Regions from separate parts of the Homo sapiens genome. Here region 2 is linked to region 1. The links are chromatin loops, found by intact Hi-C in ENCODE. Cell type or tissue: heart left ventricle. All regions are shown on one strand. Links, peaks and the distances in the headings refer to the core of each region. The heading gives the core; the rest is flanking DNA. Region 1 overlaps PIWIL4-AS1 (PIWIL4 antisense RNA 1). Region 2 has its middle 13 kb from the start of PIWIL4-AS1.

The links. Hi-C counts contacts between places; a loop is a spot of excess contacts. Peaks named below come from ENCODE experiments on the same cell type or tissue, not always from the same donor. Only the 100,000 strongest peaks of a DNase experiment are listed, where the experiment ranks them.
Region 2: it touches region 1 in a loop (2.4-fold over the local background); 3 of 110 quality-filtered maps call a loop at or near these places.

Annotation. Positions count from the first base shown.
Region 1 is chr11:94,648,198-94,664,675 of GRCh38, forward strand. All of the region lies in intron 4 of PIWIL4-AS1 (PIWIL4 antisense RNA 1), which reads right to left. It overlaps LINC02700 (long intergenic non-protein coding RNA 2700), which reads left to right. Exons shown (of 6, transcript NR_187352.1): 4 at 63-191; 5 at 2,277-2,340; 6 at 3,280-9,271. Among named protein-coding and RNA genes, the nearest start is that of LINC02700, 18 kb to the left of the region's middle. RefSeq lists enhancers at 1,576-2,151, 8,232-9,168. In heart left ventricle, for the core only: no CTCF peak of the experiment used is centred there; no DNase peak of the experiment used is centred there; H3K27ac peaks cover 858 bases.
Region 2 is chr11:94,744,966-94,761,443 of GRCh38, forward strand. It overlaps a transcript of AMOTL1 not described here. Among named protein-coding and RNA genes, the nearest start is that of PIWIL4-AS1, 13 kb to the left of the region's middle. RefSeq lists a silencer at 5,878-6,172. In heart left ventricle, for the core only: no CTCF peak of the experiment used is centred there; no DNase peak of the experiment used is centred there; H3K4me3 peaks cover 579 bases; H3K27ac peaks cover 1,595 bases.

The DNA of each region.
Region 1 (16,478 bases), core at 5,048-13,047:
TCCTCCCATGGGTGTTTCTATCTCCCAGGCTAGGCTTCTTGTGTTTGCTTTCCTTCTTGCAGAACAAAGACAAAACCGGGCCCTTCCACACAGTAGCTGGAACACAAAGGAAGATCAGCCAAGCCTCAACATAATCTCATAAAAATTCTTCAAATATCCCATTGTTATGGATTCATACATCAGGAAAGCAGGTAAAATATTTCACCTTGATGCTCACCTAGATGGTCAGACTCTTTGAGGAAGACATCAAACTTTTCCCCAGAAAGAAAAAATAAATAACTTTTTAGACTATACAAAAGGGTCAATGTCATGTTACATAAGATGCTCAAACTCCTGTCTTGATGTTAAGTCCACTGGTCTTACCACAGCTTCTGAACACCAAGACTGCTGCTGTGACAGTGACAAGAGAATTATTTAGAATTAAAAAACAATTGTCCTTACATTTTCTCCTCAAAATTCTAGGGGAGAAAGAGCTTCCAAGTAAGCAGAGCCAAGGCACTATTGAGAGTGACAGACTGGAAAGAAAGGAATTAAGTGGCCTTTAGCTCCTGTCTGTTGGAGAGTGGTGTAGTAGAAAATACTTAGGCTTTGGAATCTGAGCTGGGTTCAGATCCTGCTTCTCTCATTTACTAGCTGCATGTAGATGAGTATCTTAAATTGCTTTTTCTGTGTCACAAATGACAATTTAAAAAACCTCTATCTCACAGGTTATTATAAAAAGTAAGACACGCATTCAAGGGTAGCATAGTACTAGGCACAGAGGAAGAACATTCAACAGGTGTGAGAGACAATGTTGTCAATATGCTATATGCAAGGAAAAATGTTTTTAGGTATTTTTTGACTCTTTGATGCTGAATGGAAAATTCTTCACTGTCATTAGCAATAATGGAGAAGATAATTTCAGTTTGCAATTGGAGGCTCATAAAACAAGTAACTGGATTTTCAGAAAAGTTAAGTATTTGTTGAATCTATAATGCACTAATCGTTTTGTAAGGTGATGTGAGATACTTAAAGAGGCATTAAGATACAAACATAGAGACTAGTGGGTGAGACATAAAAGCAAAGACCTAGGAGAAGGAAGCTCATCTAGGAAAGGAAGCTCCTTAGATCTAGCTTGGCTGAGTTGCAAGCCAGACTGGAGAAGGTAAGTGCTCTCAGAAACAGGAATTGCTGTCTGGCAGGGCCTGAATGATAAGATCTACTCTTCCCCTGTCCAAATGCAACCCCTAAAAGCCAGTTCAGAATAAATAAGGAAGAATATTTTTTTCAGAGCAATTAAGAGTCATTATGAAGTAGGTCAGAATAAAATATGGCAGCTTCAGGCTGTGTGCGATTACTGCTCTGATATTTATCTGCAAAGCAGGAGTCATTTATCCTATTCTAAAATAAATAACTCGGCCAGGCATGGTGGCTCATGCCTGTAATCCCAGCACTTTTGGAGGCCAAGGCAGGTGGATCACCTGAGATCAGAAGTTCGAGACCAGCCTGGCCAACATGGTAAAACCCTGTCTCTACTAAAAATACAAAAATTAGCCAGGCATGGTGGTGGGGATCTGTAATTCCAGCTACTCGGGAGGCTGAGGCAGGAGAATTGCTTAAACCCAGGAGGTGGAGGTTGCAATGAGCCGAGATTGTGCCACTGCACTCCAGCCTGGGTGACAGAGCAAGACTGTGTCTCAAAAAATAAATATATAAATAAATAAAATAAATAACTCAATGAGTTTTCAAAAACAACCAAAAAATCAGCTTGAGAAATAGTTTTCAGACAAACTTAGCCTGAGTAGACCCACCCTGAGAGATTTGAGGGCTCTACTGAGGCAGGAGACTAGGGCCTGGAGGCAGGGAACATAAAGCCAATCCACACTGACTTTACTAAATCAAATGAAAGCACCTTAGCAATGACAGGAATGTGAATGGTTTTGTAAATTCCCTTCATCCTCTCCATTCATACCATTTCCACTTTGTAACTTCACTTTCATCCTCTCCATTTACATAGATCACACACCAACTAACATCCTCTCCATTTACAGTAGGGCACATTCTGAGTAAATGACTCTGTGACTTCACTTTATTCACTTCATTTACATAGAATATTCACCAAGTGACCAACGGGAAACCTCTAGAGCATTAAAACCCCAGAAAATTCTGTAAGCCGGGCTCTTGAGCCTCTATGATTGGGCTGTTCCCACACTGTGGCGTGTACTTTTATTCTCAATAAATCCCTGCTTTTGCTTTCCTTGCCTCATTTGTGCATTTTGTCAACTTCTTCATTTGAGATGCCAAGAACCTGAACACCTTCTACTGGTAACATATATTTTGGCGAGCCAGCCTGGAGACAAGGTAGGCCCAAAGTTTGGGATTTATTTTTCTTTCCCCTTTTACATACAGGGAAACCTTTTTCTCTCTCTTTTTCCTTTCCAACTTGGGACCCTCCGTGATCAGCGCCTAAACATAGAGACAACTGCAAGTTTCCAGCCAGGGCCACTCTCTGGTGAAACCTACAGGTTTCCATGTGACGCATCTGACCACCACCACCCGGCTGGGTGGGCAACCTGAGTCCTTTTCCTTGGTTTTGTTTTTCTGAGTCCTATTCCTTTCTCCCTTTTACTGAGTTATTTTTCTTTTTCCTGTTTCGGTCTTTCAGCTACTCCTAGTAGCTCCCGGTTAATTGAGGACAGCTGGCCGGGGCCACTCTCGGGTGCCTTCTGAAGGCCAAGAAACGAAAAGGGATGGCTGCCCTGCCCAGAAGGGGGAAGGACTTTTTTCTATCTCTCCGGTTAGAGTTCCTCATCCCAACATGTGACGCAATTGCTGTGGCAGCTCATCCAGGGTGAACTCACACATGTTTCAGACAACTTAAACCTTCTTTCCTCATGCCAAATTCTTCCCTTCCTCCATTCAGCTGTCTAAGGACAAGATAGAGGGTTCAGATATGTCATAAATTGTGAGAATTAGGGAAATTAACAAAGGGGATTTATGCAGGAACTGACGTGTAGGTTTACTGCCCAAATTTATAGAGTTAAAGGGTTGCTTTAACTGGGATAGAAAATCCTCAAGGAAAAGTTAACAGTAGGTCCTCAGTGGAGGAGGGAACCATTCCAAAGTGGTGCCGGCACCCATCTAAGGTTGGAGATGTGCAACAGACTAAGTCAGACCCTTAAGGGGGAAGCCCTCAGGGACCCCGTGCTGGGCCCAGAATTTTTCCAGGGGAATGCCCCGGGTAAAATTTGGGTCACCTAATAAACCCTCCACTTTTCAAAGTCCTCTTCTCTTTTCCAGACCACTATGGGCAACTTCCTGTCTATTCTACCTGGTGTCACTGTGGACAACTTCCTATCTATTCCACCCGATTCACCGCTTGGCTACATCCTCCACCATTGGGATGAATTTGACCCTAACAATCTAAAGAAAAGGCATATGATTTTTTACTGCAATATTGTTTGACACAATTATGAGCTGCCCAATCCGGAACAATGGGCAGTCAATGGTAGCCTTAATTATGATACCATCCTGTATCTAGACCTATTTTACAAGAGGCAGGGCAAATGGTCAGAAGTCCCACATATACAGGCCTACATGACCCTATACGAAGACCTAAGAATCTAGGAAACTCCCAGAACCCATCCCCCGAAGGAAAGTTCTGGGGCAGAACTAGATATTATAGATGAACCCCCTTTTACAAGGGATACCTGTCTCTCAGAGTGAGCAGTGACTGTCCCCATATAACCCCTCACCAAGTGCTCCTGAGGCTGAAACCCAGGGGCAAACATGGGGAACCCTACTAAGTCCCCCTCACACTTGGAGGGGAACACTGTATTCAACTCTCTATCCAGCCCTGCTACTCTCAGAGAAATAGCAGGGGCTGAGGGGCCAATCCTAGTGTGGGTCCCCTTCTCTATGATTGATATACAACAATGTAAGGAAAAGCTAGGAAGCTATTCTGAGGATTCCGGGAAGTTTGCAGATGGGTTCCAAACTTTGACCTTAGCCTTTGATCTCTCATGGAGAGACGTTCAATTCACTCTAGCAACCTGTTGCACCTCCTCGGAAAAGGAACGAATCTTTGAGGCTGCCCTCCGAGAAGTGGACGAATTATTCACCCAAAACCGTAAAGGCAGTCACCCAGGCCCAGCCACAGTTCCCACTACGCATCCTAATTGAGACCAAGACACCCCCGCAGGAAGGAACAACTGGGCTAAATTTCTTGAGGCTCTTGGAGGAATGAGAAAGGGAATAACTAAGGCAGTAAATTATGATAAAGTAAGGCAGATTACACAAGGCAGGGAGGAAAACCCAGCTGTGTTTTACGGCAGGCTGCGGGAAGCCTTTAAAAAATATATACTAATTTGGTCCCTTCCTCTCCTGAAGGCAAGTTATTAATGGCACAACGTTTCATTAGCCAATCCACACCAGACATTAGACGTAAGCTCCAAAAGCTACACATGGGGCCACAAACTAACCAAAATCAGCTTCTTGGTACTGCCTTCATGGTGTATAACAATCGTGACCTGGAGGAAGGAGAAGGGAAACAGAGTAAAGAAAAACGGCAAGCCAAAATTATGTTAGCCATCACTGGTGATGCCCTAAATGCACAAAGATTGTCCAAGGGAAACTCAAAGGGCCATAAGGATAATGCCAGCAAAGGCTCTTGCTTCAAATGCAATAAAAGTGCGATTGGGCACAGGAATCCACTAAGCCCCCGCCAGTCCCCTGCCGTCAATGTAAAAGCACCAGTTGTGGCTCCTGGCCCTGGAGAATTGACTGTCCCTGCTCCCACCAAGGGGCTCAGTCAGTCAAAACTCTGGCAGTGCACAAGGAGGAATCAGATGAAGACTGAAGGGGCCTGGGGCCTTCCTCACTGCCCCGTCTAGGAACATTGTAATTACTACTGAGGAACCCTGGGTAACTCTGGACATCATGGCCACCCAAATTCAGTTTTTATGTGATACCAAGGTGAATTATTCTGTACAACTGCTTATGCAGGAAAACTTTCCTCCCGGTCCATGAGTGATATTGGATGGAAGGGAAGCCACAAACAAGATTCTTACTCCTCCTTTGGTTTGTCAATTTGAGAAACAAATCTTCCAACAGGAATTTTTAGTAGTACCAAGCTGCCCAATTCCCCTGTGGGAAAGAGATATTATGGTGAAAATAGTGACACTACTGCAATTTAAGCAATATTAGCAGGTGAAACTGCTAATAGTAAGAAATAAGGCAATGTCCCAGACCATGTCAATAAACAGGTTAACCCACTGGCATGGTATACTGGAAACCCAGGGAAGGCTAAAACAGCAGTGCCAGTCAAAATACAGCTTAAAGACCCCAGCCATTTTCCCAATGGAAAACAATACCCAGTTGAACAGGAAGCAAGCAAAGGTCTAGCTCCCATAGTTGAGATATTACTTACCCATGGACTCTTAAAACCCTGCAATTCTCCCTGCAATACCCCCATCTTACCTGTTCTCAAGCCTGGGGGGAATACCAGCTAGTACAGAACCTCAGAATAATGAATGAGGCTGTTATCCCCGTCCACCCATTGGTGGCAGATCCATATGCCCTCCTGGCTCAGGTGCCAGGGCATGCAAAATGGTTCTCAGTCCTAGACCTTTCTTCTCCATTCCTCTGGCCCCGAGCCCCCCAGTACCTTTTTGCTTTCGAATGGGAAAATCCTAATACCAGATAAAAACAATACACTTGGACAGTGCTTCCTCAGGGCTTTCGGGATAGCCCCCACTTCTTTGCCTGAGCATTAGAGCGGGATCTGAGGGATTTCAAGTTAGAAAATGGAGGTATTCTTCAGTATGGGGATGACCTTGTGTGTAGCCCAACCTAGGAGGTTTCTGACCAAAATACTATAAAAACTTTGAATTTCCTGGCAGACAGAGGATACAAAGTGTCCAAAAAGAAGGCTCAGATTACCCTCCAATGGGTCCACTATTTAGGATATGTCTTAACACCCGGAACCCGGCAAATATCCCCAGAAGGAGTGCAAGCTATATGTGGTTTGGCCGCGTGCACCACCCCCAGCCCCCACCCTGACCCACCTCCAAGCAGCAGCTTTGTTCCTTTTTGGGGATGGCCGGGCTTTGGAGAATATGAGTACCAAATTTTGGGCTCATAGCAAAGCCCCTATATGAAGCAACAAGGGGGCCTGAAAATGAGCTAATGGAATGGACCCCGGAAATGAGGAAAGCCTTTGCCAAGTTAAAACAGGTTCTCACCCAGGCTCCTGCTCTTGGTATCCCAGACCTAATTAAGGCCTTCTCCTTGTATGTAGCAGAGAAGAGGGGCATAGCTGTGGGAGTGCTAGCCCAGAAATTAGGATCAGAACCCAGACCAACCGCCTACTTCTCAAAAAAGTTGGACGGAGTGGCCTCAGGATGGCCAAGTTGCCTGCGGGCAATAGCAGCCACTGCTGTTAGTGGAGGAAGCCACTAAAATCACCCTAGGGCAACCACTGGAAGTTCTAACGCTCCATCAGGTAAAGTTAGTCTTAGAAATAAAGGGACACATCTGGATGACAGGGGAAATGTTAACTAAATACCAGCCCATGCTCCTAGACAATCCAGATATAACTCTTAAAACCTGCAACACTTTAAATCCAGCTTCATTGCTGCCCACAGGCCCAATAATTGATCATTCCTGTGAGCAGGTCATTGCACATACATATGTTAGCCAGCCTGATTTAAAAGATGAGGCTCTCCCAGATTCTGAAGCTGACCGGCTCACAGACGGCAGTAGTTCTTTGTCGAATGGGGAGCACAGAGCTGGATATGCAGCAGTAAATCATGACACAATTATTGAAGCCCAGCCAGTGCCCCCTGGCACATCAGCACAAAAGGCTAAAATCATTGATCTTACTCAAGCATTAATGTTGGGACAAGGGAAAAAACTTAACATCTATACAGATTCTAAATATGCATTCCTTGTGGTTCATGCTCATACCGCCATCAGGAAAGAAAGGGGATTACTTACTAGCAAGCACTCCCCTATAGAGCATGGACCTGAAATTCTGCAGCTATTGAAGGCAATACACCTGCCAAAGGCCATAGCTATCATTCATTGTAGGGGGCATCAAAGGGACTTAACCCCTATAGCACAAGGGAATGGAAAGGCTGACGGAAGCCAAAGCAAAAGCCCTCAGCGTGCAATCCCAACAGATCCTAGCACTGCTTCCTTTCTACAATTCCCCAGTAGAACCCAAATACACACCACAGGAAGAACAGCTAATAAAAAAAGCAAGGGAGACAAAAACAAGGATCCTGGTGGCATATGGAGCCAAAAATATATCTCCCTCAGGCAGCCCAGTGGAGAGTTATAAAAGCCCTGCATGACTCTTTCCATGTGGGGAGGGATGCGGCTCTGGCCATGGTAAACAAGTTCTTTACTGGGTTTAACTCAGCTTCAATGGCTAAGCAGGTCTGTCAAGCCTGCTCACTGTGTGCATTTAACAATCCAGGCATCAAAATGCCCCCTCTAATAAAACCAGTCCAAAGGAGGGGAACTTATCCAGGGGAAGACTGGCAGTTAGACGTCATCCATATGCCAGCTTGCAGAGGATACAAGCTTTTGTTAATACTAATAGATACTTTTAGGTTGGGTCAAAGGTTACCCCAGAAAAGGCTAATGAGGTTCTAAGGTCCTCTTAAAAGAAATAATTCCCCAGTTTGGGTTACCTCAGGGTCTCCAAAGTGATAATGGCTAATCCTTTATCTCCCAAATAACTCAAGGGGTTGCTAAGGCTCTTGGAATAAAATACTATTTACATTCAGCCTGGAGGCCCCAATCCTCTGGAAAAGTGGAAAGGGTTAACCAAACTCTAAAATAAGCACTAGCTAAACTATGTCAGGAAACATCAGAAACTTGGGTTAGCTTATTGCTCACAGCCCTTTTAAGAATTTGTAATACCCCTAGCTCAAAAATTAACAGAAGCCCATATAAAATGTTATACAGAAGGCCATTCTTAACTAATGATTTAATTATTGACCCAGAAAGAGTTGGTGTAATTAAATACCTAGTCAACCCAGAACAATTCCAGCGGGTTTACAAGAGTTTGGAATTCAAAGGCTCCTCACACTTGGAACTAACCAGCAACCCAAAATCAGGCCAGGAGATAGGGTACTTGTTAAAACATGGAATGAGGGATCACCTGCCCAACAATTACAACCCCAATAGAAGGGACTTTTTTCAGTAATACTGGCCACGTCTTCTGTGGTCAAAGTACTAGTATTAGATAGCTGGATACATCTTTCAAGGATCAAACCATCAATACCAGAAGCTCCAGACCAGGAACCTGAAGTTCCCATCAGCCAGTACACCTGTGAACCAGTGGAGGACCTGAAGTACCTGTTTAAAAGATAGCCAAAAGATAAGTAAATGCCTACCAACTTTCTTTGGTGTCTTTGTTGCATAGTTACTGTGGGCTGGAAAATAGTAGCCATTTTTATCTTTGCAGTTTAATTGCCTTCTTCCAAATAGATAAAAATCACTTCCTTTGTAATAATTAAACAGAATTTAAAAAATACATTTCTATGACAAATATTCCTGATGGCATAAGTATCCACCCCAAGGTTCCCATTAAATCTTTTAACCTAAAGTATTTCCTCTCACCTAGAGATCATCGAGCTGTGTGACAAGGGTGCCAGCCACTCCAGGTGAAGACACCACCCCAGGCCATCAAGGATCTTCCCTACCTTCACTAAACAGAGCAGGGTGAAAGTTGTGTGATCCCCAATAGGTAGGGACTACACCCCAAGTCAGCAGGAAGCAGTTACAGAAGAAAGACCATTGGTCCCTCTGCTTCCCATAAAGATTTATGGGGATCACAGCTTTCACGGGGGAGATGAGGCAAGAGAATAGGGCATGCAGGCAGGGTACTTGAGGCCAATCCACGCTGACTTCCTAGAACTGAATTAAATGAAAGCTCCTCAGCAATGACAGGAATGTGAATGGCTTTGTAACTTCTTCCTCTCCATTAATGCTATTTCCACTTTGTAACTTCACTTTCATCCTCTCCATTTACATAGATCACACACCAAGTAACATCCTCTCCATTTACAGTAGGGCGCATTCCGAGTCAATGACTCTGACTGCACTTCGTTCTCCTCATTTACATAGAACATTCGCCAAGTAACCAATGGGAAACCTCTAGAGTATTGAAACTCCAGAAAATTCCGTAAGTGGGGCTCTTGAGCGTCTACACTCGGGTCGCTCCCACACTGTGGCGTGTACTTTTATTCTCAATAAATTCCCGCTTTTGCTTTCCTCGTTCTGTTTGAGTGTTTTGTCCAATTCTTTGTTTGAGGCGCCAAGAACCTGGACACCTTCTACCAGTGACACTACCAATTTTTGATTCCATTAAAGATCACAGGTATTTTCTGAACATTTACCCTGTACCAGTCTTGCAGGGTCCAAACTCCTGTTAAAGAGCTTGTGGGCTAATGGAGGGAGCAGGCATGTGAACAAGCAAATTATGAAATAGCGTGCAGAGTACAGCAGTAGAGATGTATTCTAGGATCAGAGGTCACACAGAGGAGGGGTGCCTGATTAACTGTGCAGGGAGACAGGGAGGGAAATGTCTGAGGTGGGTCTGAGGTGAGAACAGTAGGGTTCAACAGAAGGATGAGGGAAGTGTGAAACAGTGTTCAGGGAATCATAAGCGGTTGGAACTCTAAACAGTCCTCACCTTACCTGGCTCACAGCAGGAGAGAGCCACGGGCAACTTTTCATGATTTATTTTTGATTTGCAGTGCATGGGACACACTGTCCCAAATTCCCCCTTGCCATTATTCAGTGAGTCTACTTTTAGCTAGTTTTGATCCTTGTTCAAAAACAGATACATATTTTAGGTTGTTGCTATTTGTTTATACTTGAATGGGGATAAATTCTATGTGCTTTATCAAGAGCTTTAGATATTTAAAGAGCAAGACAGTCTGAGTGCCCAGCGAGAAAGCCTGGTTATGTTCAGCTCCTCGGTCTCTCGCTCTGGTTAGCGCCAAACCTTGGCTCAATAAGGCCAGCTACTAATCACATACTTGAAAATTTACAAATATCCTGTTTTTAATGATGTTAACTTTGCTGTATTTGTTGTCAACTACATCTTATTTTTCTAGGATCATTAGTAAGAACTTAAGGCAAATATCAAGATGAATTGGCTAGTCTTAGTATTAGCCAGAAGTTGGTCTTTATCTATAATCTTTTTCTGTATTTTCAGATACAGTATTCTGAGAAAGACAAAGAAAAAAACTTTGTCTTATTCCCTCCTAAAAAAAAAAAAACGTACCTGGAAATGCACTAATTGTGCAGCAGTTCCTCCTTGGCTCAGCCCCAGATCCCCAGAGAAGACTGTGTGCCTGTCTCTATTAATTGCTTATGTTGTATGGGTTCCCAGGCCATTCTCAGCCATGCGCATACACGTTTTGTGCCTTGCCAGGTATTGTGTCCTATTGTTCTTGGAAAAATACTTTGTGCCTTTATTGTCCCGCCCAGAGGCAGAAAAGACACAAGGACTGCTAGAAGTCAGTTTGGTGATTCTATTACTCCACGTAATTGTGGAAGGTTCTGGGAACTGGAAAAGTAATCAAGGTAGCACTTCCATAAGATATTCAAAGGAAACCAAATATTGAAATTCTTGGGAGAAAGGAGTCTTGAGAAGCTTGAAATCTCAGCAAGTTTAAGTGTGTGAGAAGTGGCTACTAACAACATTGCCAGCTTCTGAGAGGCCTCTGGGAGGAGACTGTAAACAGGCTGTGGGGGTCTCTGGAGAAGGTCGTACATTTTGCTAATTACAAGTGAACTAGAACATGCATGAGATTTGATAGGAAGAATGCTGGGGTGTGAATGAAGTGAGTTGACTTTCAATAGAAGGTCGAGAGACTCAAGTCATTTATTAGGCCAAGGACAGTGAATGTTTGCTCTCAGCAGCTGTGTGCTGAGGAAGAGGCAGCAGGAGCAGGTGGGGAGAAGCAGCTTTGCCTCTCAAGAACCAAAAGAAGGTGCCAGAAAGTAGGGCAGACCTCTGAGCCGGCACACAAACTCCAAAATGGCTGCTGTTTACATCACACAAGCTCATTTTAGGAGGAATTATCTCAAAATTATTATACTCTGAATCCCAAGGAGAGTCCTTTTGAGGGTCTTAGTTATACCAGAGGGAAAATCAAGGTCCCCCAAAAGGACACTTCTTGGGGTTCAGAGTATGGGCAAGGCTTAATTGGAAGATCTTTAATCTAGTACTCAGCTCATATGGCCTGTGCTCACCCAGGGATCCCCAGTGATAGGCAGAAGATGGGGGCTGGTAGGGGGGAGGTATCCATCGTGGCATCTACTACTCCAGATTGGAGTTGCTGAGTTTGGAGAAGTTGCAACCATTATTTAGAACTCTTGGAGATATCACTGGAATACTAATGAAGAAGGCAAAGGAAATCCCTTAGGATAATTTCAGGGTTGTCTGTGAAGAACATAAACAATATGATAGATAATAGAGTGATAACATTTGAACTGATAATTTTTTAAAGTATATAATAGAAGAATATTTGCATAATATCTCTGGAGATTGGAGAGAAATGAAATGTGTCAAACAGAAGGAACTGGATATGATGTCAGCAGCCTTTCGTCCCACTGTTCTCTCCTCTCTAGACTGTCTTCCATTTGGCTGTCCAAGCAATAGCACTAAAATATAAACCTGGCCATGCCACTTCCTACATAAAGCCATTCAGAGACTGTAGTCACTTCCATTCAGGAAAATATTCACCCGCTTAGCACAACCCATGGGACCTCACTGATGTGATCCCTGCCTTCTCCAGCTTCAATTCTGTGCTCATTACCCACTCCCCGACTCCCTCCCCTGACCCTGTGACCCTTGACTCTGGTCCTACTGAACTGTTTACCTATAAAGAACATGTTCTTTAAAGACTGTACATTTGTACACACTGTTCCCTTGACCTGGAATACTTTTTTTTAGTTTTATTTTTCTTTCTTAAGTCATCAAGACTAAATCTAAGGGTCTTCTGGGAAGACCTACTCAAGCAGAATTAATTACTACACCCCTCCTTTCCCTACCTGCTCCTTCATGCACTCACTATAACCAATGTAGTTGGCCCTTATTAGCATTTGCAGGTTTAAATTCCAAATATTATCAAGCAAATGGAACATCCATTACATATAAAAATTTGGTAATTTTGTAGGACTCCAGTTTGGATTACATCTGCTGGGAGGTAGGTTTCTAGGAAGTGGTCAATAGTTGTTGAGGGAACTTAGTCAACCATCCAGCATCTGCCTCTCAGTGTGATTTGTCCTCTGTGCTTGTGGTCATGTGGGCAGCAATCTCATGGAGGGATGAAACACTTGGTTTACCCCTACAATGTTACCTAATTAACGCTGCACAAATATCTTCTCATTTAACCCCCACAAAATTGCTATGAGTGCTTATTACAATTCCCATTTTTAGAGGTAAGGAAATTGACACTTAAGAGATGAAATTTTCCCACATTTATACAGCTAGCAAGTGAAGTTAGGACTCAAACACAGATTCTAACCTGACAGAATGAAATAGAGAATAAGAGAACTCAAGTAGCACTGGTGATTTCGGAAGTTGGTGAAAAGGGATAAAGACTATGAAGACATTTTTAAAATGTGATTACTCTTAGCTTTTAAATGGTTTTGAATAAATTAAACAGTGGGGAAAATTGTTAGAGAAGAATTTGCAAATTCAGGAATTCTTGATGGTCTCATGACAAATTTTCTGGACACAGATCTTTAGGCACAGCCCTAAATGTTGAAAACCTATTCTTCTATGGCCTCCCATCACTAAACTTGAAAAGCAATCCACAGACTCCACGTCTTTGGGCAGAGTGGATCCCATTTCTTTCTTTTGTGTTTCTGGGCCACCGTGGTTGCCTGGTTCTCCTCCCGCCTCACTGGAGTCTCTTTCTCGGTCCCCTTTGCTGGTTCTTCCTTATCTCTCCAGCCTCTACATGCCAGAGTACTTAGGGCCTCCCTTGGTCTACTCTCTGTCTCTATATTCTTCTTTGATGATGTCTTATCCCAGTCTCCAGGCTTAATTTTTCCCTATATGCTGACAATGTCCGTGAACTCCAAACAGCAATATCCATGTAGATGATCTAATAGACGTCTCAAATGTGAAATGTCTCCAACGTTCTATCTTCTCCTTCAAACCTCATTTTCAGCTTTGTACAGCTTAGTTGATGACAACTCTATCCTTCCAGTTGCTTAGACAAAAACCCTGGAGTCTTCCTTAACTCCTTTCTTTCCCTTATGCTTCACATCCAATCTTCCAGGAAATTCTGTTAGCTCTAACTTCAACATCTCTGTAGAATATAGCCACTTTTCACCATTGCTACCCTAGATCAAATAAACCTCATGTCTCTCCTGGACTATACAAGCACATCCTAATTCATTTTCTTTTTTTCAACACTTGCCACAAACCCACAAACCCACAAACCCTACTGTCTATTCTCAAAACAGCAGTCAAAGTGGTGCTTTCAAAACATAGATCATGTCACTTCTTTGTTCAAAAACCTCTTAAGACCTCCATTGTTAAAAATCGCCATATTTCTCAGAGTAGAAGCCAAAGTCCTTACATCAACTTATAAGGTCCTATGTGATTTTTGCACCCCACATCCTTGCCTACTGATATATCATATATTATTTATTTAGTAGGCTTATCGTCTCTCTTCTCTTCTAAAGACAGCAAGGATTTTGCTCTGTTTTATTTACTGTGTGTCTCCCACCTAGGAGACATTGGATACTCAAAAAGTATTTGTCTAACATTACAGCAGGATGTCGTGAAGTCTGGTCCTTAAAGCATGTATATGATTCTGGACTTCTATCATATGTGTTATGAATACCTTCACTGAAGTGAGTAAGGTGCAAGAAAATGTGAGAAATAATTTAAGAACAGCATCATTGTCACAGGCTCTTTTGTGATACTGGTTTCCCAAATGGAAAGCTCATTCTTAATGAAATTTTTTTTCAAATGTGACATCTTTCCAAATTAGTCAGAGAAAACAAACTGACCTCATGCCAATTTTACTTTCGAATGTCAATAGAAAATCACCAGTCTGCTGCTTTAAATAGTGGGAGGAGTCAGTAATTGCCTGGGGACCCGAGGGAACAGCATTAGGTGGTGGTGACAACAGATATTGTCTGTCACCAAGACTATTGATGGAAGACTAAATTCATCAAGATCTGAGTAAAAATTTCTAAGCCCTTTTCTCTTTTCTTAAAAATAACCCAATTTTTCTTTATAGTGCTTTAGAGTTGGCCACAAGCAGAGGTAAGTTTTGTTTTACACAGTAAATATCTTCCCCAAAAAGCTGCAGATCAACATTCCCTAAATTCATGAATGTAGAATGCATGAGGAGAGCTTACTCTTCAAAGGACCCTGAGAGGGGGTTTGGGGGGCAAAGAGAGCTCCTGCTGTGTGCTGGGCTGTGCAGAGCCCCAGTTCTCCCATTTCTAAGGAGCCTCCTCACCCCTTCCGTAAAACGGGTTCATGGTATCTAACTCATAGGGTTATTGAGAAGATTATCTGGATATATATGAAAATGATGTATAAAGTATAAAGTGATGTCTAAATATTGGTCTATGACTAAGCAGAAAAACATTTTCATAAATCAAAGCACTCCTCTGTAATAATGGGAGTAAATATGTAAATATGGGAAATAATCCTCCTATAATTTTTCCACCTTGGAAGTCTGGATTTTTCACATACCAAGCTGGGTCAGATTTCTGTTATCATTGTTGCATTCTTGTTCTTTAATCACTCTTGCAAAAAACCACTTGTACCCCCAAAGCTATTGAAATAATTTTTAAGAGAACTTTTAAAAAGTAAATAAATAAAAATAATCACCCTATCAGCTATGAAAACTGAAAATGTGCCTAGTCAGTTCATCATCTTGCTTCATTGGTCAATTCAAAGATCAGGTATTTCAGGTCAACAATTCCTTTGATGATTTTCTGAACTGCCCAAGGCCTTCACCAAATTGCTTAAGTAGGCCAGAGTTATGAATTGAGGTATGCCCTCCAAAAAGATATGTTGAGACCTAACCCTCAGTACCTGTAAGCGTGACCATATTGGAAATAAGATCTTTGCAGATGTAATTAAGTTAAGATGAGGTCATTAGGGTGGGTCCTAATCAAATATGACTGGCGTCCTTATAAGAAGAGAAGAGACACAAACTCCGATATACACAGAAGGAAGACAATGTGAAGACACATGGGGGAAACACCATGTGGTGACAGAGGCAGAGATGGGAGTGAAGTGTCCACAAGCCAAGGGATGCCAAGCCTCGCTGGCTACACTGGAAGCTAAGAGAAAGCACGGAACTGATCCTCTGCTAGAGCCATTCTAGAGAGCACAGCCTTGCTTTTAGATTTGCTTTTAGACCTTGATTCTAGACTTCTGCCTCCAGAAGCAAGAGAGAACAAATTCTGTGTTTAACCACTCAGTTTGTGGGACTTTGTTACAGCAGCCCTAGTAAACTAACATAACCAGTTAGCTATCCATGTGCACATTTGAGGCAGGCCTGGTTACTGTGATGGAGACTATGGCTTATGTCTCTACATTTGATCAATGAACTGCCGAGTCCCTGGTCCTGGTGGAAGACCTATGTAACCTTGAAGTGAGCAGTTTGGGGTGAATGTTCCTGAGTGAGCAGGTTTCCATCTTCTTTTCATATAATAACTGACTAGCAGTTAACTTCCATATAGAAACAAGATTTCTGTCTTGCTCTTCTAATCCTTTTGTCATTGTTGTTTTCTTCTACCACTCTCACATTAATTGTAAATGGCTTAAAGAAATCAATTTACTTTTGGTTTATTTTATAATAAATAATTTAAATAATTTAGCATTATTTTATAATGATAAATTTGCATTAGTGAAAAAGTTAAAGATGTTTATCTCAACCTCAAAACATGCTGTCAGAGGAACAGTCAGAAAGCAACTTAGCAAACTTCTAGTCCAGTGGTCCACAATTCTGGCTGTACGTTATAACCACATGGAGCCCTTTAAAAATACCAACACCTAGATCCCACCCCTAGTGCTTCTGATTTGATTGATACAAGGTGGGGCTTGGGCTTTGGTGTTTTTTTTTTTTAAATGCCCCAGATCATTGTAACTTGTAATCAGGATTGAGAACCAGAGAACTGGTCCAACCCTTTCATTTTACAGAAGAGAATGTTGAGGCCAAGAGAGGTTAATGACTTGTCCAGTTCAAACAGCCAAGCTCCCTGCCACTGCATGTGCCATGCTGACCCCACAGTAACCTGCCCCTCCTTCACTAGGATAACTCCTGGTCATGAGTCACAGCTTGGCTTAATTGTCCATGCCTCTGTGGGGCCTTTTCTAACCTACCAGCCCCTAGCCTTCCAGGCCAGGTGGCAGCCTTTCCTCTGTCCCTGTAGCTTTCACAATGACTCCCTTTATCACACAGATTGATTTTTCAGGCTTTCCTCCTCTA
Region 2 (16,478 bases), core at 4,529-12,528, 96 kb after region 1:
AGTTACTTTTAGTGTTGATTTGTTGAAATTTATTATCTTTATCCCAGGGAATGCCTTCCTTGGCTCTTGATCTTTATTTTCCTTGACCTGCTAACAAACTTTTTTTTTTATACTTTAAGTTCTAGGGTACATGTGCACAACATGCAGGTTTGTTACATAGGTATACATGTACCATGTTGGTTTGCTGCACCCATTAACTCGTCATTTACATTATGACACAATGCTATCCCTCCCCCATCCCCCATACATTATGACATTATGACATAATGCTATCCCTCCCCCATCCCCCCACCCCACGACAGGACCCAGTGTGTGATGTTCCCCACTCTGTGTCCAAGTGTTCTAATTGAATTCCAACCTTTTAATAATATGGTTGGTTCTTCCCACAACCAGCCCCCAACCTGAAGCTAAGGACTTTCAGCCACCAGTTATCTCATTAGCATAAACTCAGGTATGGTTAAAAGGTATTTATTATGAATAAAAAAAAGATGCTCCTATCACCTCTATCACTCAGGAAATTTCAAGGGTTTTAGGAGCTCTGTGCTGAGAACCAGGGATGAAAACCAAATATATGTATATTTTTTATTATGTTGTGTCATCACAGAAGTCCTAAAAATTTAGTTTGAATTCTCTTGCAGTTTCTTGTGACCTTGGGCAGGTGATTAAGCTGCTTTAAGCCTCAGTTATTTAATCAACTCAACTGGGACCTTGCGTGGATATGGTAAATGGTGTATGTAAAGTCCATGTATTGAATGTGCTTGGAATTCAGGAAGTGCTTTTATTTTATTGTTTTATTATTATTATTCATTTAAAACATACTTATTTCCCAAGATTGAAGGATAAAATAGCTTTTACCAGTTATCCCACCTACTAATCAAGCGGTTTTTATTTCTGGAAGCTTCTCTACAACTTACCTAGTCTCCAAAAGGAGGTAGTCAGGAATGGTGATTAGGTCAGTGGAATTATTTAGTGATTCGTCCCTGGAGCCACATGTGGAATGGTTTTCCATCTGAGGTTTTGGTGATAGTTCCACTACTTTTTTGCCTCATGATTGATAGTCCATTCCACCTTTGAATTTTTATATCAGTCTGCAAATGAATAACTATTGGCTCCTTGGGGGATTGATTCTCAGTGTTGCAGCAAGATCATATAATAAAATTAAGTCACCAAAAAGGGGATTTTTTAAAAGGCAGTAGAGAAAGGGGTGTGTCTCTGGATGAATGCTGTATTGAAGTGTCATGATGGAGTGTCAAGAAATATGCTTTCTTTCTTGAGATGGTGGTACCATTTTCTGAGGAGGCAAAGCCCACACCTTTCCATAGCCTTTCGGTAGTTCCATGCATAGCTAGAAGTTACGGTCATCTGAGAGGGTTAGAAAGGATGTGTGGAGAGTTGGATGAACCCAGATGTGACCATGTCTGCCCTGTGAATAACCTTGACTGACTCTCCTCTACCTGGAGGATAGATATTTGGTTTGACATAGGAGGAACGCCATAACCTGCATCACTCATACCCACTATGACATTCTAGTTGTATGGAACTATGGGGCAATCCTCTACATTCAGCTTGGTTTCCTCCACCTGGATGCCCCTCTTCCCCCTTCTCCCTTTCTCCCCTGGCTTGCTCCTATCTAGCCTTCAACCCTAATCCCATGTGTCATGTCCTCCTGGTGGTTTTCCATTTTGGCTGCACATTAGAATCAGGAGGAGCTTTTATAAGTCCTGAGACCAGTTCCCAATCCTGAATGATTACATCCACATCTCTGGCATGTGGACCCAAGCATCAATGTTATTGTGTTTTTTTGTTTGTTTGCTTGGGTTTAATCACATCTCAAGTGATTTCAATGTGCAGCTAAGATTGTGAACAACTGCGCTACACTGTGGCCACCTTATTCTTCTTTGTAAATCTAGCAGCCAGCACAGTGCCCAGCACAAGTTAATCTTCAGTAAATATTTGTTGAATGACGGAGTGAGGGTGTGACCCGTGAGACACTTTATCTTTTCAGTTGTATATCTCTAAGACTGGCCTTTCTGCTTGTTGTAACAGTGCCTTGAGGACTGGATCCTTTCTTCTGTGACCTCTATCTCCTATGTTTATTCCTGGGGCTTATCCAGCTTATTTTTTATCTTTCTTAAAACTTGAAGTTTTGAAAGTCCAATTTTTAAACTTTAGTTTTTTAGTATAAAAGCAGTATGTGCTTATTTTAGAAAATCTGGACTTTAGAAAGAATAGGTGGGGGAGCTCACTCTCACCACCCACAAGCAAACTGGTTCCTTGTTTTCTTAACCTTTCATAATTTGTTGCCCTTTGGGGTTGCTTGACCCTCTGGCATGCCTCAAGGAGCTCAGTTGGTGCTGTCTCTGCTCAGACCTGGTGAACTGGCCTATGAGTGCCAGGAGAGGAGTGTGTCATGAGAATAGCATTCTTGGGAGCCACCAGGGCTAACTCCCCTGAGGGCCAATATGCAAGGAGAAAGTGTTTTCTTGTGCTATTCTGGCCTTCCTCATTCAGGCAGGATGTATGCTGGGTCTTATTAGGACAAATTATGACATTTGTATAACTTCTTTAAAATAATAACTTAAATATTTCCCAGTCTCCTCCTACCCCCTTGTCCTCCAAAAATATGGGATGAGATTGCAGCTCTGGATCACAGTGTTTATGCCTTAGTCAGGATAGGCTAAACCCCAGTGTCAGTGGCTTAACACAAGGAAGACTGCGTTTCGTGCTTGTGCAATGGTCAAATGTAGAGTTGTCAGAGGGCTGTGCTTCATGTGTCATTAAGGACCCTGGCTTCTTCCGTTTCCTGGCTTTACCATCTTCTAGGGGCTCAGATTCTTTCAGTGATGTTTGCATCCATTTGTCAGGTAAGTGAATCAGGTGAGCAAGAATGTTCACCCTTGATTGCCTCAGCCTGGAGGCAAAATACTCACTTCTCCTCATTTTCCAAGGGTAAGAACTAGTCTTACAGCCTCACCCAGATGGAATGGGGTGGGGTGGAAAAATGTAGTCTAGTTATATGCCAGGAAAAAGAGGAGAAGACACACATTGGTGATCACTAGCTGACTATACCAGTCGTATTTCTCTTATTGCTCAAACCATTATGACTGAGCCTCATTTGGGCCATGTGGGTGCTTGGTCTTGGTATTATTTAGGATATAGGTTGGGCTGCTATAACAAAGGCCAAAATGACAGTTACTTAAACAATATGTAAGTTTATTTCTTTTTAACTTAGAGCATGAACAGTCCAGTGCTGATCTGGTGGCTTCAGGGTGCACTATATCCTCAAAAGTAATTTCCATGCAGTGGTTCAAGGTGACTGTTTCAGCTTCTACTATCACATCCGCATTCTAGTCCATAGACGAGGGAGAAGGAAAGTGGTGGGCACAACCTGAAAGCTGCACACATCTAATGGTGTTCACTTATATTCCATTGGCCTGAACTTTAGTCACGTGGCTACCCGCAGTTCCAGGAAGACTGGGAAAACTGGGTGGGGATAGGATGGAGTCTATTATCAGAGAATAGCTGGGTAGGGTACAGGGAGAAAGAGATGCTGGATGACTAGCAATCTTCCTAACAAGTTATAGGAAGCACATCTTAGTGGTTAAGAGCATGGGTATCAAGCCATACTGAGTGATGAATTTTAGCTCCACCTCTTACTTGCTTTATGACCATAGACAAGTTACTTAATCTGTATCTTCTTTTCCTAAACTTTAAAATCATGTACTATTTTCTGATGCTTTTCCAGACCCACTTACCATCCTTTATCACTCTTCTCTGTGCTCTGAAACACTTACCTTTTGGAATGCATCACCTGGATTCCTGTTGTATTTGACCAATAAGAAGCACTGGCAGGATACAGGAGGGTGGTAAGAAAGAGAACTCAGTGTACCTACTTCCTTCCCATCAAGCTGTGGGACAATATGGCTGTGTGATTCTGCTGCACATAACTATAGAATGGCCTTCTCTTATAGCATCTTGTCTTGCTGGATTCTGATAACTTCCTCTTCCAGCTTATGGGTTGCATTAGGGTTCTCCAGAGAGACAGAACAAATAGGATATATATAGGTATAGTTGGATGAGAGGGAATTTATTAGGGGAATCTGCTCTTGTGATTATGGAGGGTGAGAAGTCCCGTGACAGGCTGTCTGCAAGCTGGGGAACCATGGAAGCCATGGTGAGCCTCAGTCCAAGTCTGAAATCCTCAGAACCATGGAACATGATGATGTAACTCTCAGCCCAAGGCCAAAGGCCTGAGAACCTGGGTAACCACTGGTGCGAGTACTGGAGTTCAAAACCCAAACAACCTGGAGTTCTGATGTCCAAGGGCAGAAGAAGAGCGTCCCAGCTCTTGAAGAGACAGCAAGGATTTGCCTTTCCTCAGCCCTTTTGGTTCCATCCAGGCCCCCGGCCAATTGGATGGTGCCTATCCACATTGAAGGCAGATCTTCCCCACTCAGTCTACCTACTCAAATGCCAGCCTCTTCTGGAAACACCCTCACAGACACACCCAGAAATAATGCATTGTCATCTCTCTAGGTATCCCTGAATTCAGTCATGTCGACACCTAAAACTAACCATCACAGGGATGGTAGCAGCTCCTCATAGTGACTAGCCCCAGGGTGCTTCATCATCATTTGCTGTTTTCCTTTAACCCTTTTGTAAATAGTTGCTTCATTAGACTGTCTTCAGTCACTCCTTTTGCACATACCATCTATTTCCTGATAGGACGCTGACTGATACAATGGGGATAATAATAGTACTGACCGCAGCCCATGGTGGTGAGGATTAAATGCATTATGTGAGAAATGCCTGATTGTAGTAACCACCATTAAATGTCTTTCTGTCTGATACCTCCAAGTATGGTCAAAGCTTTCTGAAAGATTTGGCATATAAGTTAAATAATACTGTCACTTATCTCCTCTTCCCTATCCTGTTTCAGAAGGATGGGTTGAGATTCAAGACTTTTGAACAAATCTGTTCTAAGACAAATGTAAAGTTTCCTCCCTCTCATTTTTATGGGGATGAAAAAGGAGACAGGAACCAGGCTAGATTCACCTACTGTGTCAGGCACTTTGTACTTTATACATATAACCATTGTACTCAGCTTATGGCTTGGGTCATGTTACCCACAGTGGTACCCCCAAATATAACAATTTCCAAGCATTTGCCTGCCCATCTTACTAAGAAATGGAGTCTTTTTAAAGGCCACCCTGCAGTTTTATGGTCCAGGAATCCTTAGGTGGTGCTTATTTGCATGCACAGAGTCAGTTCTGGCTGCTCTAGTGTCTTGTCAGGGGAGCTGGGATTCAGAAACACCATATTGAGACCCGTGAACACCGTGATAATTGCTCCATGCCCTCTCTTCTCCACTTGACACTGGCTGTTGCTGCTGCTGCCCCTACTCACACCAGAACTTGGAGGCTTGGCCTTTGCTTACTTGAGAGCCTGACTGGTTTCCCAGGGTCCTACTCTCTCCTGGCTGCAGGGATGAGAATGCTACTCTCCTGTGCACTCTCTGAGTGGGCCCAGGTCCTCCTGATTGCGACACAAGCCTACACCTGTCCTAGGTTTTGGGATTGGGTGGGCTACGTGTGCGTAGCCTTGAGCTGGCCTCCAACTGACAGGGGCGTCCCTATCCCCTGCCTTGCTCCCGTGATGTACCCTAGATCTCTCCACCCTTTAGAAGCCTATGTATCCTGCCATCCTCCTCCTCAAGCCCTGAACACAGCTTCTGAGAGCTAACTTTTTCTCAGGATGATTGACAGTGGAAAATTCAATTCCCTTCACAGGAAACCTCACCCTACCACGGGGGTGTGGTTTGGCCTCCTATTCCAACAAAACAATCACAAAATAGTTCAGCGTTGTTACACTTCCCCAAATCTGAGTAACTCAGTCTTTTCCATGATTAATCTTGTTGGGCACATTAGTTTATTTCATTCTCAGAACAACTTAGTGAAGCAGATGAAATTATTTTCATTTTCTAAAGGAGGAAACAGAGGCTCAGAGAGGTTAAAGGATCTGCCCAGAGTCGTTTGGCTAGAGGCAAAGATTAGATTCAACATCTAATCTCTGGCTCCAGAGCCAGTTTCGGTTTTCTAGGAAGGAGAATGTACAAGTTGGTCTCCTCCTAGGGAGACTGTATTGGGAATTGAATAAATATGTTAAAGTATCCAGCACAGGGACAGGCAGTACAATACATGGATATTCAGTACGTATTTCTTGAACAAAAGATGACTGGTAGGCACTCAAAACTATATATATATATTTTTTTTATTTTTTAGACCACCAAATAATGATCAATATTATCTGAATATTGATCTGAAACAACAACCATAAAAACTCCTCTTTGCTTCCTTCATTTATTTCCTGCCCTTTCTGCCCTTTCCATCCATTCATTCCTATGTATTGCAGCAGAGTCCCTGGGACACGAAATCTCCCCTGGTTTCCCAATAGTGCTGATACTATTTCTAAAAGAAACGAAACCTTTGCAGCAGCACAATTTGGGGCGAGGCGGTAGAAGCCTAAGGAGAATACAAAAGGACGATTCAGGGCAGGTGGACTCAAACTTGAATGTAAAATTGATCACCACTCCCCTAATATTGGTTTGCAAAGTGATATTACACATTGCTCAGGAAGTGAGTTTTATTTCAGGGTATTCTAGTTGGGAGAGAGAATGGAGTAGGAAGGGGGAAAATGACAATAAATTCTGAAGATAAATGGTTATCTGCTTTGGCTAAAAAAAAAAAAAAGATCAAGGAAAGAGATCTGGAGTAATGGGATAAAACATATATATGCTCACATGCATTCACACAGCACACACACACACACACACACACGTGCACACACGCACACACACACATAGGAAAATGGGAAGGGCATTTTCCCTGCCAAAAAGATGTTTCTACTAGAAATAAATGGAAGAGTGGCCATTCATTCCTGAAAATTAAACACAAGCGTGACTCCCCAGAAACGATATTTCATCAGTTGTTAAGCACTAAGGGAGTCTAAAGAGTGTATAAATTACTAGTGTGATTTGTTCAAGGATACTATGATTATGGTTTCTGGGGCACATTCTTGCCGGATGATCATTGTGGAATTTATCCTGTTTGTTTTTTATTACTCTCACACTCCTCAAATCAGTTTTGCCCAGTGTGGACACATTAAATTAATTTGATATTCATGGTTTGCTCTCTCTCTCCTGCTCACCCCCTCTCCTTTCCAGTTTCTCTCCTTTTCTCACTCTCTTCTTTCCCTCCTCCATTTCTGTCTCTGTTTTCCTAAGTCAGTTGCACCCTCCTCAGCCCCCACTCACCTCCTCTTGCTCCCTCCTCCTTTTTCCATCTTATATTGGAATATGGACAGAAAAGGCAGTGCTTGCCTTCCTAGGGCTCTCTGCCAGAAAATGGAATAGGTCAGATTATAAAAGGGGATAAAAAAAGAATGTTCCTTGGCAAAATGGGGAAAACATGTTCAGGGATGGTTTGCTGTCTCTTGCTGCCTGCTGCCTGCGGAAATACACTCCTTACAGGACCCCTGCTTATGAACATTTATCCCCATGGCACATATGTGTGGTTATGTTAATGTCAAATATGTATAAACATTTATTTCTGCTTAATTCTCTTCCCCCTGTGACCTTTGTACCCCCAAATCTAGAGTGGACAAGATTACTGATCACCTGATGGTAAGACTTATTAACCTTTTCTCAGGGATTTTTTAAAAGATTACTGGGAAGAGTGGACACTGAGACTGCTTTCAGGTTGCTGTCTAACAGTCAATAGCTTTTGGAAACTTTAGGTTCTTAAGAAAACACAGAAGGGACATGTGGGTACAAAACCTGGTCTGGAATGAATCCTGTGGAAAATACAGGGTTTGGGGCCGGTGGGGTGGGGTACAATAGTCTACTGCTGGGATCTGTAAACCTGCCAGGGCTCCTTTGTCTGTCTCCCAAGGGTTTGCTGTTTACTGTCTGTTGACCATGAATAAATGTCCATTATTGTTGCTCTTGTGGTTGGTCAGCCAGAGAGTTAGACTTTAGGCTCCTTTTATAAAAATATTTACCTGCTAGCTCTAAAAGTCATTTTCCCTCAAATTCAAACGGCAACTCCAGACTGAGTATTTGCTGTGAACTAAGGAGTGTGGCAGGCAGTTTTATGTCGCTGTCTGGCTGTGGTGGGGGTTAACTTCAGGTGAACACCGGCTACCTCCCCCTCCACTGGTTCCCCTCCCATCTTGTAGGCGGGTGATTAGGATCAAAAGAATTAGCACATTTAAATCATTTAGAATAGTGCCTGAAAATGACTAGCATCTAATAAATATTATTCTCATCCTACTGCTTTCCTGCTTTTTTTTTTTTTTTTTTTCCTGTCTTCCCCTCCTTGCCTTGTCACTCTCAAGTATGGCTTCTTACCCTGAAGTCCATTTTGTTTCTACTCTCTTAATTCATTTGCTGACATTGAAAAAAGATAGAAAAAGAAAATAAATTACAAATAGCTTTATTAAATGCATTATAATAAAAAGAGCTAATATTTATTGAGTGCTTTTCATGTGTTAGATTATAACATTATGTCAGTCATCTTAAAACAATCCTGTAAGACAGGTACTATTACTTCCCTCATCTTTCAGATGGAGAACTGAAGCTAAGACAAGTTAAATAACTTGCCAAATCATACCTGGTAAGTGGTAGGGCCAGGGCTTAAACCCAGCCCTGTTCTTCTCTATTGCTAGGATTCCTAACCACCATCTTCAGTTCCAGAGCAAGTCACTAGAACCCAAACTCCTGATTCTCAATAACAGATTCTTGGCAGAACCCTAATTTGTGACTAGGTATGTTTAACTACAAAACCTTAGCTTGACTCACTCACAATACTGCCTACAACTTGCCACACACTGCAAGCTAGGCTCAGGCATGTGAAGGTGAGTGAGACACAGTCCTTCCCTCAAAGAACTGGTAACTTAATTGGGAAGAAAGATCTATTAACAGGAACATTTACAACGTGGAGTTCTAGCTCCTTCAGGCCAGTGGGCACTGATGGGCTGCATGACCTTGGGCAAGTGATCTAACCCCTGTGGACTTCAGTTTCCTCATCTGTGATATGGGAAGGCAAATATCTACTTCATAGGGTTATTGGAAGGGGTTAAGTGAGATAATATATGTAGAGTGCCCAGCACATATTTGGCACTCTATGAGCAATTTCAATTATTGTTGTTATTATATGGTGACTGCAAGGGGGACATGGGACCCCAGAGAAGAGGAACCCGACTCAGTCATGGAGGTCAAGGAGAGGCCAGGCTGGCTTTCCAGATGAGATCCATCCATCACAGTGTGACCCGAACGGCATCATGTATGCCTCAGAACAGCTGGCGGCAGCCATTGTGAGCTCTTCCTCTGGGGTCCCTGTGACCAAATGCTGAATAATAAAGTGCAGAAGAATGAAGCTGAATCTTCTCTCCCATACAAACCCAGATTTAGCATGGGAACGCTCCGAAGTGGGACTGTAACCTTGTTATCTCCTTCCTCAAATGCTGTCCACACCCTCATGCCTCACAGTGTCTGTTTTGCTTACTCTTAAGAGGTCCTTAAATTTGGCTCAGTAGTATTCAGTGGGACAAAGCTGTTACACCATGCTCACTTGCATTTCACTCCTTTTTCCATCCTTATCAGTATTGCTTTTTACTACTATCAGCTTCTTATAGCTGACATTCCACACTGTTTACCAAATGAGAGACTAAGGGCTCCACTAAAGGAATTTTAGGGATATAACCTAGTGTAGGTAGGTTGGTATTTGCCAGACTTAGGAAATAAAACACAGGAGACCCAGTCAAATTTGAATTTCAGATAAACAGTGAATATTTTTTTTAGTATAAGTATGTCCACTACAATATTTTGGACACATAATACTAAAATATTTTGTTGTTTATCTTCAGATAAACAGATAATTTGAATTCAGATCCAACTGGTGTTTCATCTGGCAGCCCTAGGTGTGGGAGCAACATCTGGGGATGCTCTGCTCTTTGCATTGGATTTTGGCTTGCTCTTAGTAGGTGTGATAAATGGTGACTCAGTTCCATGTCACCAGGTATTCAGTTGCCACTTGACTCCATTTAGGTGCTTACATCGATGAGACTTGATTGCTGCTATGCATATTATTTTATCACCTCAGTTAGAAAATGGATGCTTGAAATTAACCCTTCCTACAGTAGAAATCCTGAACAACTTCAGGGATTTGATGCGTGCTTCACTGTGCTCAATATATAAACACAGAAGACTGCCTACTCCTGGACTGGTTATATGGCTTCTGGGGTCTGAATGTTAAGGTTTTGATTTTCTTCCATTCTTTCTTTTAGCAGAAGCTCATGTCTGATCGACTCCATTTTGGAGAGTCAGAGCATCTTAGTGTCCTCATAGGAGGGAATACCCAATGCCGTCCTCCTTAATGCACCATCACTCAGCCTCTGCTAGAACATCTTCTGAGCAGGTGTTGTATGAGTGGGGGAGGAGCTCCTGCTTCCTGAGAAAACCTGGTCTATTGTTACACAGTGATCATTATTATAACGATTTCTTTATAGAGAGCTGAAACCTGACTTACTGTTTCTTACACACAGTTGTCCATGTTTTGCCTTCTAGAGCTTTCCAACATTTATTTTACTGAAATGGGAGGAGTTCCCATATCCCCGTCACAGGGCCTGCGACAGGGGCGTGGCTCGCTTCTTCAGTGCCTCGCTGCTCAAACTCCTAGAGGCCGCATGCAGACAGGCAGGTTGTGGGGAGCGTTTTTGGGCTCCAAGCCCACGGCAGCATCTAGGGTTGACTGTTTACAGCTCCCGAAGCCCCAGTGGGTGTGTGTTACAGTGTGCTCTTTCAGTTTTGCTGTCTGCAGGCCGCTTGTGTTCATCAGCTCAGTTAGACCCTCTGCCTTATCCCAAGGACAGAGGGCTTTCTGTATCCTGAGTTCTTGCCCTATTGTACCAGAAAAATTGGATCACACGTGGGCTTGGAGGATGGGTGCAAGGTTTTATTGAGTGGTGGAGGTAGCTCTGAATGAGGTGGACGGGAAACCAGAAAGGGGATGGAGTTGGAATGTGACCTTCCGCTGGAGTCAGGCTGCTCAGCAGCCAGACTCTCCTCTGACTGCCCCCAACCAAATTCCGCTGTCGATGGCCTGCAGTGTTGGATGGTGTCTGGTGGTGTGCTCTTCTGCTCCTCTCAACGTCCAGCCGCTTGTGTCTGTGCCCGCTAGGGTCTCGGGTTTTTATGGGCACAGGATGGGGGGCGTGGCAGGCCAAAAGCAGCTTTTTGGGTGCAAAAACAGAAATGCCTGTCCTCATTTAGGTTTGTGGGCACAGGCCCGAGGATGGAGCCCTTGCCAGGGACCCCGCCCTTCTCTACCCAGCACTTCCCTGCCCTCCTCCTGTATCATTATTATGACCCAACATAAGGATATATTTTATGTTTAGACCCACAAACACAAATACAAATATAAATATAATTAAACAGAATTTCATGGAATAGCTATTACTCTTATTCGGCTGCATCTGGTATTTCCTATTATATTCTATTTCATTTATTTAAAATGCGGGTCAGGACCCCGTTAAACTGATTTCATGACCCACAATTGGGTGACCAACTACTGTTTGAAAAACATTATTGCTATATAGTGTTACAGAGCAAATACAGAATAAGTCTATTCCTCATTTCTTTCTAAAAGATTTTGAAATATTTGAAGGTTGTCATTATTATTATGTCTTAATCTTCTCTTTTCTACACTAGATATGGCCGAGTTTCCCCATCCACTCCCATCCTGCTCAACACCTTCTGAGTGCTTTCTAGCTGAGAAACATTTCACTTAAAATTTGGCACTGAGACATGAGCACATCACCTCACATATAACTTGGCCAATACGTGGCATTGTGGGACCATTAGACCTCTTGATTTCAACTCCCCTGCCTGAGTTTATATCAATCAGTTAATTAATATTCATTTGGGTATAGTTATAATTACTAATTTACCTAAAATACCTAACCTAGCCCATTTTTTTTTTTCTGTTTTGTCTATTTTGGTATCTTGAAATATTTTTCCTATTTGTTGGGGTGGGGGGATGGGGAGCTCAAATCAAGATGATAATTATTCATGTTTCCTGGATCTGCCCAAAACTCAGGAAATATAAACAAAAAGAAACTATGTGTCTAGCACAGTCTAGCACAGCAATAATTAAAACTCCACGAAAATGACCATATTTGGTAAGAAAATGGCTAACAGGTTAATAATAGTTAATATTTCTAGAACACCTGCTGCAAGTTAAGCACTGGACTAAGAGCTTTACATGTAATTTACTCATGAATTTCTCACAGTCCTGTGAGGTGGATACTATTGTAACCACCGCTTATGAAATGAGGAAAAACGGCTTTACAGAAGTTAAGTCGTTCAGCCAATATCATAGGACTACTAAGTGGCAGAGGAGGGGTGATTCCAGGCCCATCTGGCTGCTAAGTCTGTGTTTTAAAATCTGTAACTGCTTCCCACAGAGAGGAAACCACCTCTGGTGGTTTAAAAAGAGAGAGTGCCTGTAACATGCTGAGAATAATGCTTACATGGAGGCTTAATAAATAGATCTTACTGTCTCCTATAAGAAAAGGGAACAGCTTAGTAGCAAATTCAGGCCACTAAGAGTCCCCAGGAGTCTGTGAAAACTGTCTAGATTCATCACTAACCACAATGGGGCAGGCCTCAGAGTGCTTTCCAGTCGGGAAGTAAGGTCTGGAGTCAAGAAACATCTTTCTTGTACCCATGAGATGGGAGGCAACATAAAATAGTAGTTAAGAGCAAGAGCTTCTCACACCTGTAATCCCAGCACTTTGGTAGGCTGAGGCAGATGGATCACCTGAGGTCAGGAGTTCAAGACCAGCCTGACCAACATGGTGAAACCCCGTCTCTACCAAAAATACAAAAATTAGCTGAGCATGGTGGCGCATGCCTGCAATCCCAGCTACTTGGAAGGATAAGACAGGAGAATAACTTGAACCAGGGAGGCAGAAGTTGCAGTGAGCCAAGACTGTGCCATTGCACTCCAGCCTGGGCAATAGAGTGAGACTCCATCTCAAAAAAACAAAAAAGGCAAGAGTTCTGCAAAAACAGACTTGAATCTTGGCTCTGTTAATTTCATTTAATTAATTTCAAATTAATTTCAGGGTTTTTTGAGGCTTTTGACACAGTTATTAGCTAAAAAATCAAATGTTCAAAGATATGGAGCAGTGCCTAATGTCTGGAGAGCAGCACTACCATTTATTATTTCATTTATAGTTGGGAAAGTTTTTGATGGTACTAACAGATCAAAGTGGTGGCAGGAGGTTTTGGAACGGCTGGTTTAAATGGCTTCAGGAGACTTCAGTGTTTTGTTTAGCTACATGATTGAATGCGTAATAAATGCTTTGTGCTTTTGACTATCAATGCCTAGAGAAAGTGCATCAGTGAAGAGATGCAGGACGTTCAACTGATTGGCAAAAAGCAAGCTTTAGCTTGTCTTACAGGATGCTTAGTTTGCCAGTACACTTCAGACCAATGGGATAGTCATAGATGGCGTGACAGTGTTTAAAGGCAACAAAAGGCTACATCTCCATGTGGCCAGCACTGTCATGAGCCTCACTAAGCTATTTTGAAGATTTTTAAGCAATGATAAATTAAAAAGAAATTATACCCCACCTAAAGTAGTACATAAAGTATAGCAGGATTTCCGTATACTCTGCAATCAGTTCTTTGAAAGAAAAGTCAAAAAGTAGAGAATACAAGAAATTTTTGGGATATAATTTGAATGACTGTGAAAACATGACCTTTGATACTGAACTCATTTGCTCACTCCTTAACTTGACAGCAAAGCCCAGTATGTACAACTGTGTTGACTGTGGGTGGTCTCCAAGGCCACGCTGCTCTCTGAATTGATTTTGAGTTTTGTTTGTAAGATGATCACAGTCATGTTACACTGACCTGAAGGGCATATATATACATAACACTTTAAAAAAAACACTCTGCCTCATTCTTATTTCAAGATGAATTTCTATACGGATTAGATATGTTTTTTTCTGAAGATCATATCAATTAGACATTTTGAAAATGACTTAAAATGTTTTCCTTAATGTTCTCAGAAAACAAGTTTCTTTTGTAGTTTTAACCAAAAAAGTGCCCTTTTTGTCACTGGATTCACCTAGCATTCATAATTTTTTTTTCATACAATGAATTAAAATTTGCTAAAATCATGGACTGGCTTTCTGGTTGGATTTCAGGTGAGATGTGTTTAAGGCCAGAGCTTTTCTCAATATTTGATTTTTTTCCTCAATATTTGATTTTTTAAAAATATACACATAGGTGCTGCATTTATATCTGCTGGTTTAAATTCTGTCATATTTCACTTCTAGACTTTTAGTATGGCAAATCATATTTTACTTTTACTTAAGCATTTGTAGTTTGGAGTATCTGGTACTAGCTAAGAAATAATTCTATAGTTGAGTTTTCTGCTCACCATATATGGATCATTCCTCATCTATAATGTGCCCCAAATGCAGCTTCATTTTCCAGATACCTTGACGCAGAGTGAAGTTTTTCATCTTTTAGGTGCAAAAAAAAAAAAAAAAAGGGCAAGAGCTCTGCAAAAACCAGACTTGAATCTTGAATCTTGGCTCTGTCACTTATTAGCCATGTGATCTCAGGTAATTCACAGGACCTCGCCTAGCCTCCAGTCCACATGGGTAACACATGGGTAATAATATCTGCCATACTGATGGAATGAGATAATGAATGAAATCATCTGGTTCAGAGGAGACACTCCATATGTGCCAGTTCAACATAGAAAACTGGATTATGATCTTTCTTCTTGTACAATATCATGTGCCTGTTTCCTTATTTAGGTTGAAATTCTGAATGCATAGAAATATAGGCCCTCAAATATCCTAAACCAGTGGTTCTCAAAGTGTGGTCCATGGACAAGCAGCATCAGCACAATCAGATAATTTGTTGCCAATGCAAATTCTTGGGCCCCATCCAGGCCTACCAAATCAGAAACTCTGGAGCGGGGCCCTGCAATCTGTGTTTTAGCAAGCCCTTCAGGTGATACTGATACAGCTAAAGTTTAAGAACTACTGCCCTAATGGCACTGAAGATTCTGAGTCTTCTCCTGTTTTCAACAGGACTCAGTTAAAGCTCTAAAGAGGCTGCATCTTTTGGGTAGATATTGTAATCAAATACATAGACTGTGGAGTTTACTTTCAGGTTGTTTCCATTTAATCTTTTTATTGTTGTTTATCCCAAACTGGCCATTTTCTGATTTCTCTTTCTCTCCTCTATTTAATTTGAAACCCCTATTGTATATACCTTACATCACATAGGTTGAATAGAAAGGGGCCATTCCCAGACACCCAGGTAAAGGAGACAAGTAACATTCCTAAAGAGCTTTCCTGGGCCATCCCTGCATCCTCAGCACAGGGTACCTGCAGGGACTATACTTCCTTTGCCTCCTTTAAGTTCCTGGAACTTTCTGAGAATTTTTCTGCCACAAGATCTTTGCACATGATATTGGCTTGGCCTGGAATGCTCTTCCTGCCTCCTTTATGTGGCCAAACCTTCCTGTCTTTTAGGTCTTTACTTACATATCTCCTTGGAGAAGGCTTCCCCTTTCATCCTCTCTAAATGACCACTTTCTCCCTAATTGTTAACCCCTCTGTTATTGCAGTCCTAGTCTGCTCCTTTTTTTCATTGCACATAGGCTAGTTTGTAATTGTAGACTTCTTTATATGTTTTAGTAAGACAAAGCCCATACCAGGGTATTTGAGCATCTAGCAGAGTATGTGGATTATCAATGTAATCAATAATTTTTTTTGATGGTTTTGGGGGAACAGGGTGTCATTCTGTCATCCAGGCTGGAGTGCAATGGTGCCATCCTAGCTCACTGTAACCTCAAACTCCACCACACCTGGTCAATTTTTTATTTTTATTTTTATTTTTTGTAGGGACAGGGTCTGACTGTGTTGCTCAGGCTGGTCTTGAACTCCTGGTGTCAAGCGATCTTCCCGTCTTGGCCTCCCAAAGTGCTGGGATTACAGGAATAAGTCAATGTGCTCGGCCAATATTTCTGAATGAATGAATGAACCATTATAGTTCTCACATACTTTGCCTTCTTTCAAACTTTATTGTCCTTTCAGTTAATCCTCTGTTTAGGACTTAATTTTTTTCTTTTTTCTTTTCTTTTTTTTTTTTTTAGACAGAGTCTTGCTCTGTTACCCAGGCTGGAGTGCAGTGGCGTGATCTCGGCTCACTGCAACCTCCGCCTCCCAGGTTTAAGTGATTTTCCTGCCTCCGTCTCCTGAGTAGCTTGGATTACAGGCACCTGCCACCATGCCTGGCTAATTTTTGTATTTTTAGTAGAGACAGGGTTTCACCATGTTGGCCAGGCTGGTCTCCAACTCATGACCTCAAGTGATCCGCACCCCCTGGC